Regions from separate parts of the Homo sapiens genome. Here region 2 is linked to region 1. Evidence: chromatin contacts called from ENCODE Hi-C or POLR2A ChIA-PET data. All regions are on one chromosome and are shown on one strand. The core of a region is the stretch at or near the end of the contact, and the rest is flanking DNA. Distances in the headings are between cores, read along the strand shown. Region 1 holds the start of MAP1LC3A (microtubule associated protein 1 light chain 3 alpha). Region 2 holds the start of EIF6 (eukaryotic translation initiation factor 6).

Evidence for each region. A loop is a pair of places that touch in the nucleus more often than their neighbours do. ChIA-PET counts read pairs that join two places held with the same protein, here RNA polymerase II (POLR2A). Pooled maps may share reads with other maps.
Region 2: a pooled map shows a loop between it and region 1 (4-fold over the local background). The contact joins the promoter of EIF6 here to the promoter of MAP1LC3A in region 1. A Hi-C loop is called at or near these places in 5 of 50 pooled maps. POLR2A ChIA-PET finds 5 or more read pairs at or near these places in 3 of 52 experiments (A549, GM10248 and RWPE1).

Annotation. Positions count from the first base shown.
Region 1 is chr20:34,555,826-34,560,780 of GRCh38, reverse strand. It overlaps MAP1LC3A (microtubule associated protein 1 light chain 3 alpha), which reads right to left and starts at 2,063. Exons shown (of 4, transcript NM_032514.4): 1 at 1,873-2,063; 2 at 1,518-1,573; 3 at 1,328-1,434; 4 at 436-1,045. The coding sequence starts at 1,912. The coding sequence ends at 883. PIGU (phosphatidylinositol glycan anchor biosynthesis class U) reads left to right here. Exons shown (of 12, transcript NM_080476.5): 12 at 1-239. RefSeq lists silencers at 258-307, 1,882-1,931, 2,272-2,361.
Region 2 is chr20:35,280,652-35,286,021 of GRCh38, reverse strand. EIF6 (eukaryotic translation initiation factor 6) reads left to right here and starts at 1,250. Exons shown (of 7, transcript NM_002212.4): 1 at 1,250-1,296; 2 at 1,530-1,641; 3 at 1,761-1,846; 4 at 5,193-5,368. The coding sequence starts at 1,535. It overlaps FAM83C (family with sequence similarity 83 member C), which reads left to right. Exons shown (of 4, transcript NM_178468.6): 4 at 1-291. FAM83C-AS1 (FAM83C antisense RNA 1) reads right to left here and starts at 771. Exons shown (of 2, transcript NR_109815.1): 1 at 707-771; 2 at 250-552. RefSeq lists an enhancer at 688-1,238 and a silencer at 1,331-1,520.

The DNA of each region.
Region 1 (4,955 bases), core at 814-3,313:
GCGAGTGCTTGGGCAGAAGAGGTTCGAGTCCAGGGTCACAAGTCTCTGGTACCAAAAGGGACCCATGGCTGACTGACAGCAAGGCCTATGGGGAAGAACTGGGAGCTCCCCAACTTGGACCCCCACCTTGTGGCTCTGCACACCAAGGAGCCCCCTCCCAGACAGGAAGGAGAAGAGGCAGGTGAGCAGGGCTTGTTAGATTGTGGCTACTTAATAAATGTTTTTTGTTATGAAGTCTACCCTGAGACCACATCTGCATTGCACTCCTAGAGGGGGTGGCCCCTAATAATGTTCTGGAACACTACACACAGGTGTGGGTTTCCAGAGCGAGCACCGCGGCCACAGAACACAAGTCTGTGCGCCAGAGCCCGGGGATGGTGCGGGCAGCCCCACCAGCACCCTCCCCACTCCCAAGCAAGCGGCTGGAGGCACAGGGCCAGGCAGGCCTGAGCAATCTTTATTCTGCAGAGGGACAATGACCACAGATCCATACACCACGTGGAGACCGAGGGGCGGGGAGCCAGGGGCCAGTCTTTCAGGGGTGGGCAGGTCCAGGCGGTGGGCAGAGCCTCGGGTGGGTGAGGGGCAGATGGGCAGACAGGCAGGGGCCTAAAAAAAAGATGAACCACACAGCAGGGGTGCTGGGAGCTGCTCCCCACCCTCCCCCATCCCACCAGCCAGCACCCAGAGGGACAACCCTAACACGACCGGCCCAGGATCCACCCAGGGGCAGAGTAGGTGGGTTGGTGCCCTCTGACTAGGGGGGCACATGCCTGCCCAGCCCACCACGGTAGAGGCAGCTCAGTTCAGGAACCAGGAGCTCTCTGGGCAGGGCCTGACCGGGGCCGCCCGACTCCCAGGCCGAGCCCCCCTACTGCTGGCTCAGAAGCCGAAGGTTTCCTGGGAGGCGTAGACCATATAGAGGAAGCCGTCCTCGTCTTTCTCCTGCTCGTAGATGTCCGCGATGGGCGTGGACACACTCACCATGCTGTGCTGGTTCACCAGCAGGAAGAAGGCCTGCGTGGGGTTCAGCTGCAGGCGGCGCCTGCAGCCGGCGGGAGAGTATGCAGCTGTGAGGGGCTTGGCTGCGGGACGGACATAGCCCTGACCCCCAGAATGATTCCCAGCCTTTCACACCCATTCTCACCCCAGCTGTCACCTCTGACCCAACACCGACTGCAGCCCCGACCTTGACCTTTCCAGCCACCCCAGAACAGGGGCCCACCGCCCGGTCCCATCACCCCTGACCCCACTCCCACCCCTTCTCGGCGGGAACCCGGCTCCCCTCCCGACCCTAGCCACCTCCTGGCGGCGGCTGCCCACGCACCGGATGATCTTGACCAACTCGCTCATGTTGACATGGTCCGGGACCAAAAACTTGGTCTTGTCCAGGACGGGCAGCTGCTTCTCACCCTTGTAGCGCTCGATGATCACCTGGGAGCAGGGCGGGCGGGCAGGGGGTCGTGTCGGGAACGCGCGAGGCGGGGGCGGGGCAGGGCTGGGGGTGCGGGACTCACCGGGATTTTGCTGGGGTGCTGGTCGCGGATCTGCTGTACCTCCTTACAGCGGTCGGCTGCGGACAGCGGCCAGACCGTGAGGCCGGGTCGGGCCGGCCCAGGTCCGCCCCGCCTGTCCCGGAGGGGCGGCCCCCGGCCACGCCCCAGCTCCAGCCCCCACCCCCGGGGCCATCAGGCCCCACAGCCCCTGGCACCTATCGCGGTGGGGAAGCGGGCAGCCCCCGCCCAGGCCGGAGCTGGTCCCAGCCCGAGGGTCCAGCCAGAGCCTGACGTCACGGGGCTGACGTCACCTGCGGCAGTCGGGGTCGGCCGGCACCCCTGCCCCAGAGCTCGCAGCTCGCCTGCCGGGCCTCACCGAAGCTCCGCCGCTGCTTGAAAGGCCGGTCTGAGGGCATCGCGCGGGCCCGGCTGGGCGCGCAGGCCGGGGCTCTGGGGCGCGGGGATGTGTCTGCGGTTTGGGGGCTCCGGGGGCTCCGCGCCTCGCGCTCAAGGGCTCCGGGGCTCGCGCTGAGCACGGCGGCTGCGGCTGCGGGAGGTAACTCGCCCGGTGACGTCAGGTCACAACATTCCTTAAAGGGGAGGCCAGTGCGCCGCTCCCATTGGGCCGACGCACAACCCGCCCGCCCGGACCCGTGACGTCACGGCGCAGAGAGCCTGGGTCCGCGGACCGGGACGCGAGGGGCGGGGCTTCTGGGCGCGTCACAGTCCCGTGACGTCATGGGCAGCGCGGGAGCTTCTCCCGCAGCCCGAACTCAAGGTAAGGCCCGGAGGGCGGTGGGGCCGCCCTAGGCCGATGGAGCGGGCGGGCCAGGCTGCAGCCCCACGGCACCACTTCCCGCCCTCACCGAGTCTGTGTCAGGACTGACGCGGTTCTGGGCGCCGTGGGAAACAGCCGGAGCCAAAGGCCCGGCGCCTTCACGGGGCTTAGGGCGAGAGAAGGGAGAAGGTGCGGGAGGCACAGTCAGACACAGGATAGAACAGGATGCTAGAAATGAACGCCCAGGTTTGAAAAAGAATAATATAATTGAAAAGTAGAGCCATCGAAATTCAGGTCTCAGAGGATGAGGTGAGAAGGCAGAAAAGGACAACAGAAGAGAAATCGTGGACCTGGAGGCTGATCGGAAGCAGCTCACCAGAGAGACAGGTGATGGGGAATAAGGAAAAGGGCACAGATGGCAACGCCAGGAGAACTCGCGGGCCCGAGCAGAGCTCCAGAGGCGAACACTGAAAGACCTGCAGAGACAGTTCCTGAAAAAGAGCTGCCAGAAATGATGCTTAAAATCCAGAGCAGAATGCGCAGACTGAAGATCAACATTTTTTTGGGGGAGGGGGGAGGGGGACGAAGTCTCGTTCTGTCGCCAGGCTGGGGTGCAGTGGTGCGATCTCAGCTCACTGCAACCTCTGCCTCCCGGGTTCAAGCGATTCTCCTGCCTCAGTCAGCCTCCTCAGTAGCTGGGATTACAGGCGCCTGCCACCACCCCCAGCTAATTATTGTATTTTTAGTAGAGATGGAGTTTCACCATGTTGGCCAGGATGGTCTCGATCTCCTGACCTCGTGATCCACTCGCCTCGGCCTCCCAAAGTGCTGGGATTACAGGTGTGAGCCACCACGCCTGGCCGCCGAAATAATTTTTAAAGAATGTAGTTTAGTAACAAGGACATGGAACCCAAAAGGAAGAAATTAGATGGAAAAATGGTGAGCAAATTGGTAAACATGTGAATCTAAACAAGCATTTAATATGCAATATGAATAATAATGATTAATTTGTGGGCCACAGAAACAAGATGCATGAGACACAAGAACATGGAAGACTGAGAGGGCAATTTGAGAGGGGGTTAAAGAGACTGAGCATTGTCTGGCTTTGTAAAGTCAGGTGTGTATTTCAGATATTTAAGAGGATCACCAAAAGAATACAAACGGAACTATAACTGCCAATGCAGAGAAAAGGGTAGTGATGGGTATTAAAACTATAATGGAAGGCAGAAAGGGAGAAAAAGGAAGCAAAGTAAAAGGGATGGTAAATATATAGTACAAAACCAGAGGTAGAAAATGTGGTTTACATTCACCTCTTAAAACACAGATGACCAGATTGGCCAAGAAAAAATAAGATGCAGCTCTATGCTATTTACAAGAGGAAATTTAAAACCTAAGGGCACCAAAAAGTAAAACGATGGGAAAAGGTGTACTAGAGAAAAACTAACCAAAAGATGTACCTATAGAAAACTCAGACAAAATAGGCCTTCAGGCAGAAGACACTGGGGATAAGAGGATCAACATGAAATGATGCGAGGAGGAACTCTGTGAAGAGAGGAAAGTTCTGAACTTCTATGTTCCAGGGTTTTTGTTTTTAAGGCTGAAAATAGGCCAGGCGCAGTGGCTCATGCCAGTAATCCCAGCACTTTGGGAGGCCGAGGTGGGTGGATCACTAGAGGCTGGGAATTCAAGACCAGCCTGGCCAACATGGCAAAACTCTGTCTCTACTAAAAATACAAAGATTAGCTAGCTGGGCGTGGTGGTGCACGCCTGTCATCCCAACTACTCAGGTGGCTGAGGCACAAGAATTGCTTGAACCTGCTAGGCGGAGGTTGCAGTGAGCTGAGATTGCGCCACTGCCCTCCAGCCTGGGCAACAGAGTGAGACTCTGTCTCGAAAAAAAAAAAAAAGAGGCTGAAAATATATTAAGAACACAAGGAGAAATTGCCAGGTCCTCCATCATAGGGAGACATAAGACCTCTTTGAGTAACTAATAAACCAAACAACCAAAAAAAAAAGGACATAGAGGATGTTAATACAGTTACTAATCAAGATCAATGAACCCCAATAGAAAACCTGACAGTTAGTTTTTTAACTTTTAAAATTTAAATTTCAGACCTGTGTGAGACCAACACATTATTTTCAATCACACAAGGAACATTTACAAAAATGACCCAACTACTAGGGTGCACGACAAATCTCAACAGATATCAAATCAGTTTCAACCATATTCTTTGGCCACAGACAAAAGCCGCGTAAGCTCCAGCTGTGTGGAAATTTAAACCTATTCTAAATATGAAGTCATATATAAATAAAAATTATTTAGTTCAAACAAAAAATGAGGATACATATGCTAAGAAAACTTGGTGGCCGGGCGCAGTGGCTCACGCCTGTAATCCCAGCACTTTGGGAGGCCAAGGCAGGCGGATCACGAGGTCAGGAGATCGAGACCATCCTGGCTAACATGGTGAAACCCCGTCTCTACTAAAAATACAAAAAATTAGCTGGGCGTGGTGGCGGGCGCCTGTAGTTCCAGCTACTCGGGAGGCTGAGGCAGGAGAATGGCTCGAACCTGGGAGGCGGAGCTTGCAGTAAATGGAGATCGCGCCACTGCACTCCAGCCTGGGCGACAGAGCGAGACTCCATCAAAAAAAAAAAAAAAAGAAAGAAAACTTGGGAGGGGG
Region 2 (5,370 bases), core at 1-2,500, 730 kb before region 1:
GATGCCCTAAAGAGGACTGAGTGGGTCTGAGGTGAATGAGTGAGGAAGAGCAGAGTATGTGGATACCCGGAAACACACACACACACACATCATCATTATCATCATCATCATTGTCGTCGTCATCATCTTGCTGAGTCATCATCATCATCATCATCATTGTCGTCGTCATCATCTTGCTGAGTGTCTCTTGAAGTACAGGCTGTGACAGGTTGTGGGCCATTTTCCTGAACTCACCACTTACCCGGGATAGTAAACATGATACACATCAATAAAGGCAGACTTTATTGTGAATCACAGCGCCTGGTGTATCCTGAACTTTGAGGAGTTATGGGAGGGACACGTTGGGGGAATGGGAAGGGCACCATTCAGGCCAATTATGGGGAAACCCCTGGAGGAGGGTGAATGCCGAAGGAGGAATTGGGGGAGTCCAGGGGCTCCAAGTTACCACTGTGACATTTTGAGAGAACCCGGGGCTTTTGCAGATTCTACAAAATGTGGGCCAAGTTCATCCTGTCCAAGTGTGCAGCAGGGCCCTTGGCCCCCATCACTATCCTGGGGACAGAAGTTGGCTGCTGAGTGAGTGATAGAGGCCGTGCGAGAGGCACATCGTGGAAGCCAACCAGCACCCACATCCTTGCCCACCCTGGACCCCTTTCCAGCCTTTTCCTGAGCCCCTGCTTCCTCAGTCCTCCCCTCTCTCCAGCACCTGCAGCCTGGCTGCCTTTCCGTCTCTGGCTGCGCTCTTTCTCCAGCCTCGGTCTGGCCGCACTTCTGCCTCCTGGAACTCTCTCCATGGGTAGCCTCTTCTAGTCCACCCGTCTTCAGCCCCTCATCTCATTCGTCAGCACTCCACTCCCCTGCTGGGCTCCAGACATGGACTTCTGTCCCTCAAGGCACAGCTGGACTCATCCCTTTCCCCAAACCTGCCCTTCCTCCGGCTTCATTTCCATCAATACCTCCATCATCAACCCTTCCGCGAGACACTCCTGGCCCCTCCTCTCCCTCATGCCTCACAACCGACCAGCCGGAGGTCTAGGTCGATGACAGCTCCTAAAAAGCTCCTGAATGAATAATGAATGAATGAACGCGAGCAGGCTAGGCGTGGGGCCAGGCGGGGTCGCGCCCAGACCGCTCGCGACCATAGAGTCCGCCGGAGGCCGGAGGTAGAGGGGCTGGATGCGTGGCGGGGAGCGCCGGGCTCTCCCGGAAGTCTCCCTGGACGGAAGTGGAAACGGAAACCTTTTTAGGGAGTCCAAGGTACAGTCGCCGCGTGCGGAGCTTGTTACTGGTTACTTGGTAAGCTGGTGTGAGGGGAACCTGGGAGGGTCAGCTCCGGTCCTGGGTCGGGAGGGGTGGGGGCCAGAGGATTCAGGGCCGGAGGTTCTGGTGGGGGCCCAGTGGGCGGGACCCGAGGACGGAGGGGCCGGGAGGCCGAGAGGGGCGGGGTCGCGGCGGGGCCTGAGGGACGGAGGCCGGGATACTTGGGAAAGGATCCGCCGGCCTTGAACTCCCGCCTCCGCCGCCCCTAGGCCTCATGGCGGTCCGAGCTTCGTTCGAGAACAACTGTGAGATCGGCTGCTTTGCCAAGCTCACCAACACCTACTGTCTGGTAGCGATCGGAGGCTCAGAGAACTTCTACAGGTGCGGCGGGAGCCCCGGGGCTTACGGTGGCGGGGAGGCGTGCGCAGGAGTCAAGAGCTCCGGCAGTGGGAGGGTGCCGGCCCCTCTGCCCCGCCACCACCGAGTCCATGTCCCTACAGTGTGTTCGAGGGCGAGCTCTCCGATACCATCCCCGTGGTGCACGCGTCTATCGCCGGCTGCCGCATCATCGGGCGCATGTGTGTGGGTAAGGCAGGTGGAGGACGCCGAGGGAGGGAGTGGTCTCCAAGCACCATTAATTACACCCCCGGAGGGAACCCGGAGTGACCTAGGGATTCCCAGGGTATCATCTGTTATCTCTGGGCACTATAGAATCTCTCAGGCCAAGCGTCAGGAGATCGGGGCAACCCTCTAGCAAAGGCTGCTGGATAATAGTAATAACAAATAATGTAAAGTGCTTTCACTCCTGTTCTCATTCCTTCGTCACAAAGACACTAGAAGGTAGGAGTTACTGGCCTAACTTGACTGATGAGGAAGTTGAGACTTGACCTAAGTGACTCAGTAAGTTCCACACCTAGTTCCTAGTGTTGGAGAAGGATTTTTCTCTTTTTTTTTTTTTTTTGAGGCCAGATTTTTGCTCTTTCGCCCAGGCTGGAGTGCAGTGGCAAGATCACAGCTGTCTGCATCCTCAACTTCTTAGGCTCAAGTGATCCTCCCACCTCAGCCTACCAGGTAGCTAGGGCCACAGGCACGTGCCACCACACCTGGCTAATTTTTACATTTTTGGTAGAGACGCGGCCTCCCTGTGTTGCCCAGCCTGGCCTTGATCTCCTGGGCTCAAGTGATCTTCTTACCTTGGTCTCTTAAAGTGTTGGGATTATAGGCGAGAGCCACTATACCCAGCCGAGGATTTGTATCTCATCTCTCCCTGCCACTGACTGGGCAAGGTGCTTTCTCTTTCTAAGCATCCATTTCTGTCTCTGTAAAGATTAGCTAAGATATGCGGTCTTCCTGCTCAGTTACGTTGGAATCTTAAATTCCCTTTACCACATCTCTACCCTACCTTCCTACCTGTCAGCACTGTTAATTCTGGTCGTTGGTCCTTTCCTTTTTATTATTATTATTATTTTTTTTTGAGATGGAGTTTTCGCTCTTGTTGCCCAGGCTGGAGTGCAATGGCACGATCTTGGCTCACTGCAACACTCTCTTCAAGTGATTCTCCTGCCTCAGCCTCCCAAGTAGCTGGGATTACAGGCGCATCCCGCCACACCCGGCTAATTTTTTTGTATTTTTAGTAGAGATGGAGTTTCACCATGTTGGCCAGGCTGGTCTTGAACTCCTGACCTCAGGTGATCCTCCCACCTCGGCCTCCCAAAGTGCTGGGATTACAGGCGTGAGCCACTGCGCCCGGCCGGTCCTTTCATTAAGCTGGATCTGTCTTCCATTACTGCTGCCCATTGTTTCTTAGTTCTGCTCATTGAGGTCACTTTTAGAAGTCTGTTTATTTTATTTTTTTACTTTTACTTTAATTTTTAAAAATCTTAAGCCTGCTTGGGAGGTCGAGGCAGGTGGATCACCTGAGGTCAGCAGTTCGAGACTAACCTGACCAACATGGAGAAACCCCGTCTCTACTAAAAATACAGAAATTAGCCGGGTGTGGTGGCGCATACCTATAATCCCAGCTACTTGGGAGGCTGAGGCGGGAGAATTGCTTGAACCCTGGAGGTGGAGCTCACCCTGCGGTGAGCTGAGATTGTGCCATTGCATTTCAGCCTGGGCAATAAGAGTGAAACTGTGTCTCAAAAAAAAACAAAAAACAAAAAACAACAACAACAAAAACTTAAGCCTAGTGACCTCAAAGTATTTTCCTATTCAGTTAAAATACTCTGATCTCTAACCATGCCCTTAGGACTTGAAGCAAGTTCTGACAACAAGGGAGATTTTAGCTTAGTCCTTGTGTATTTTATGATGGGAGTGACCTGGAATTCAGAAATTGATTGGCGTGTATTTGTAGATTGTTCATTCTTGTTGCTGTATGGTGTGTTTTGTGTAAGTATATCACAACGTATTCATCCATTCCATCGACAGTGCATTTGGGCAGTTTTCACTTTGGTCTGTTAGGAATAGTGCTGCTGGCCGGGCATGGTGGCTCACGCCTGTAATCCCAGCACTCTGGGAGGCCGAGGCGGGCGGATCACGAGGTCGGGAGATCGAGACCATCCTGGTTAACACGGTGAAACCCCGTGTCTACTAAAAATACAAAAAAATTAGCCAGGTGTGGTGGCGGGTGCCTGTAGTCCCAGCTACTTGGGAGGTTGAGGCAGGAGAATGGTGTGAACCGGGGAGGTAGAACTTGCAGTGAGCCGAGATTGTGCCACTGCACTCCAGCCTGGGCAACAGAACAAGACTCCGTCTCAAAAAAAAAAAAAAAAGTAATAGTGCTGCTATGTTTTTTTAGTGAACACATGTACATATTTCTACTGGGTATATGATACCTAAGAGTGGCATGGCAGAGTCACAGGTTATGTGACTATTTAGTAGTAGTTGCAGATGATGCCAGATAATTATCTAAAGTGATTGACCAACTTACACTCCTGTCTCAGTATGAGAGTTCAGTTGCTCCATATATCTTTGCCAACACTTGGAATTGATGACTTGTAAAAATTTTAGTCATTCTGGCTGGGGGCAGTGGCTCACACCTGTAATCGTAGCACTTTGGGAGGTCGAGGTGGGCGGATCACCTGAGGTTAGGAGTTCGAGACCAGCCTGGCCAACATAGTGAGACCCCATCTCTACAAAATCACAAAAAGTTAGCCAGGTGTGGTGGCACGCACTTGTAATTCCAGCTACTCAGGAGGCCGAAGCAGGAGAATCACCTGAACCCAGGATGCAGAAGTTGCAGTGAGCTGAGATCGCACCACTGCGCTCCAGCCTGGGTGACAGAGTGAGACTCTGCCTTAAAAAATAATAATCTAGCCATTCTGCTATGTGTGTAGTGTTAGCTCAGTTTTTTTTGTTTTTTTGTTTTTTTTTTTTGGAGACGGAGTTTCGCTCTGTCACCCAGGTTGGAGTGCAGTGGCGCGATCTCGGCTCACTGCAAGCTCCGCCTCCCGGGTTCACGCCATTCTCCTGCCTCAGCCTCCCGAGTAGCTGGGACTACAGGCGCCCGCCACCACGCCTGGCTAATTTTTTGTATTTTTAGTAGAGACGGGGTTTCACCGTGTTAGCCAGGATGATCTCGATCTCGATCTCCTGACCTTGTGATCTGCCCACCTCAGCCTCCCAAAGTGCTGGGATTACAGGCGTGAGCCAACACGCCCGGCAGCTCAGTTTTTAAGTAGCAAAATATACAGCTAATGCCAAGAGCTCAGCTTCCCTCCCAGTTGGTGATGGTGAAGTAGGCAGGATTTATTGGGATTCCTGGGTGGTCTCTGGCCTGCCCTGGGTGTTTTCCAGATCAGTGGGTTGGAGGGCTGGGCTCTGGGCCTAAAGCTTTCCTGGGAAAGCTGATTGGGCTGGGCTGAGTGGTATCCTCAGCCCCTAGGGCTCAGCAGGCATCTTGTGTATTCACCCTCTAATTTGGGTTTCTCCAGGGAACAGGCACGGTCTCCTGGTACCCAACAATACCACCGACCAGGAGCTGCAACACATTCGCAACAGCCTCCCAGACACAGTGCAGATTAGGCGGGTGGAGGAGCGGCTCTCAGCCTTGGGCAATGTCACCACCTGCAATGACTACGTGGCCTTGGTCCACCCAGACTTGGACAGGGT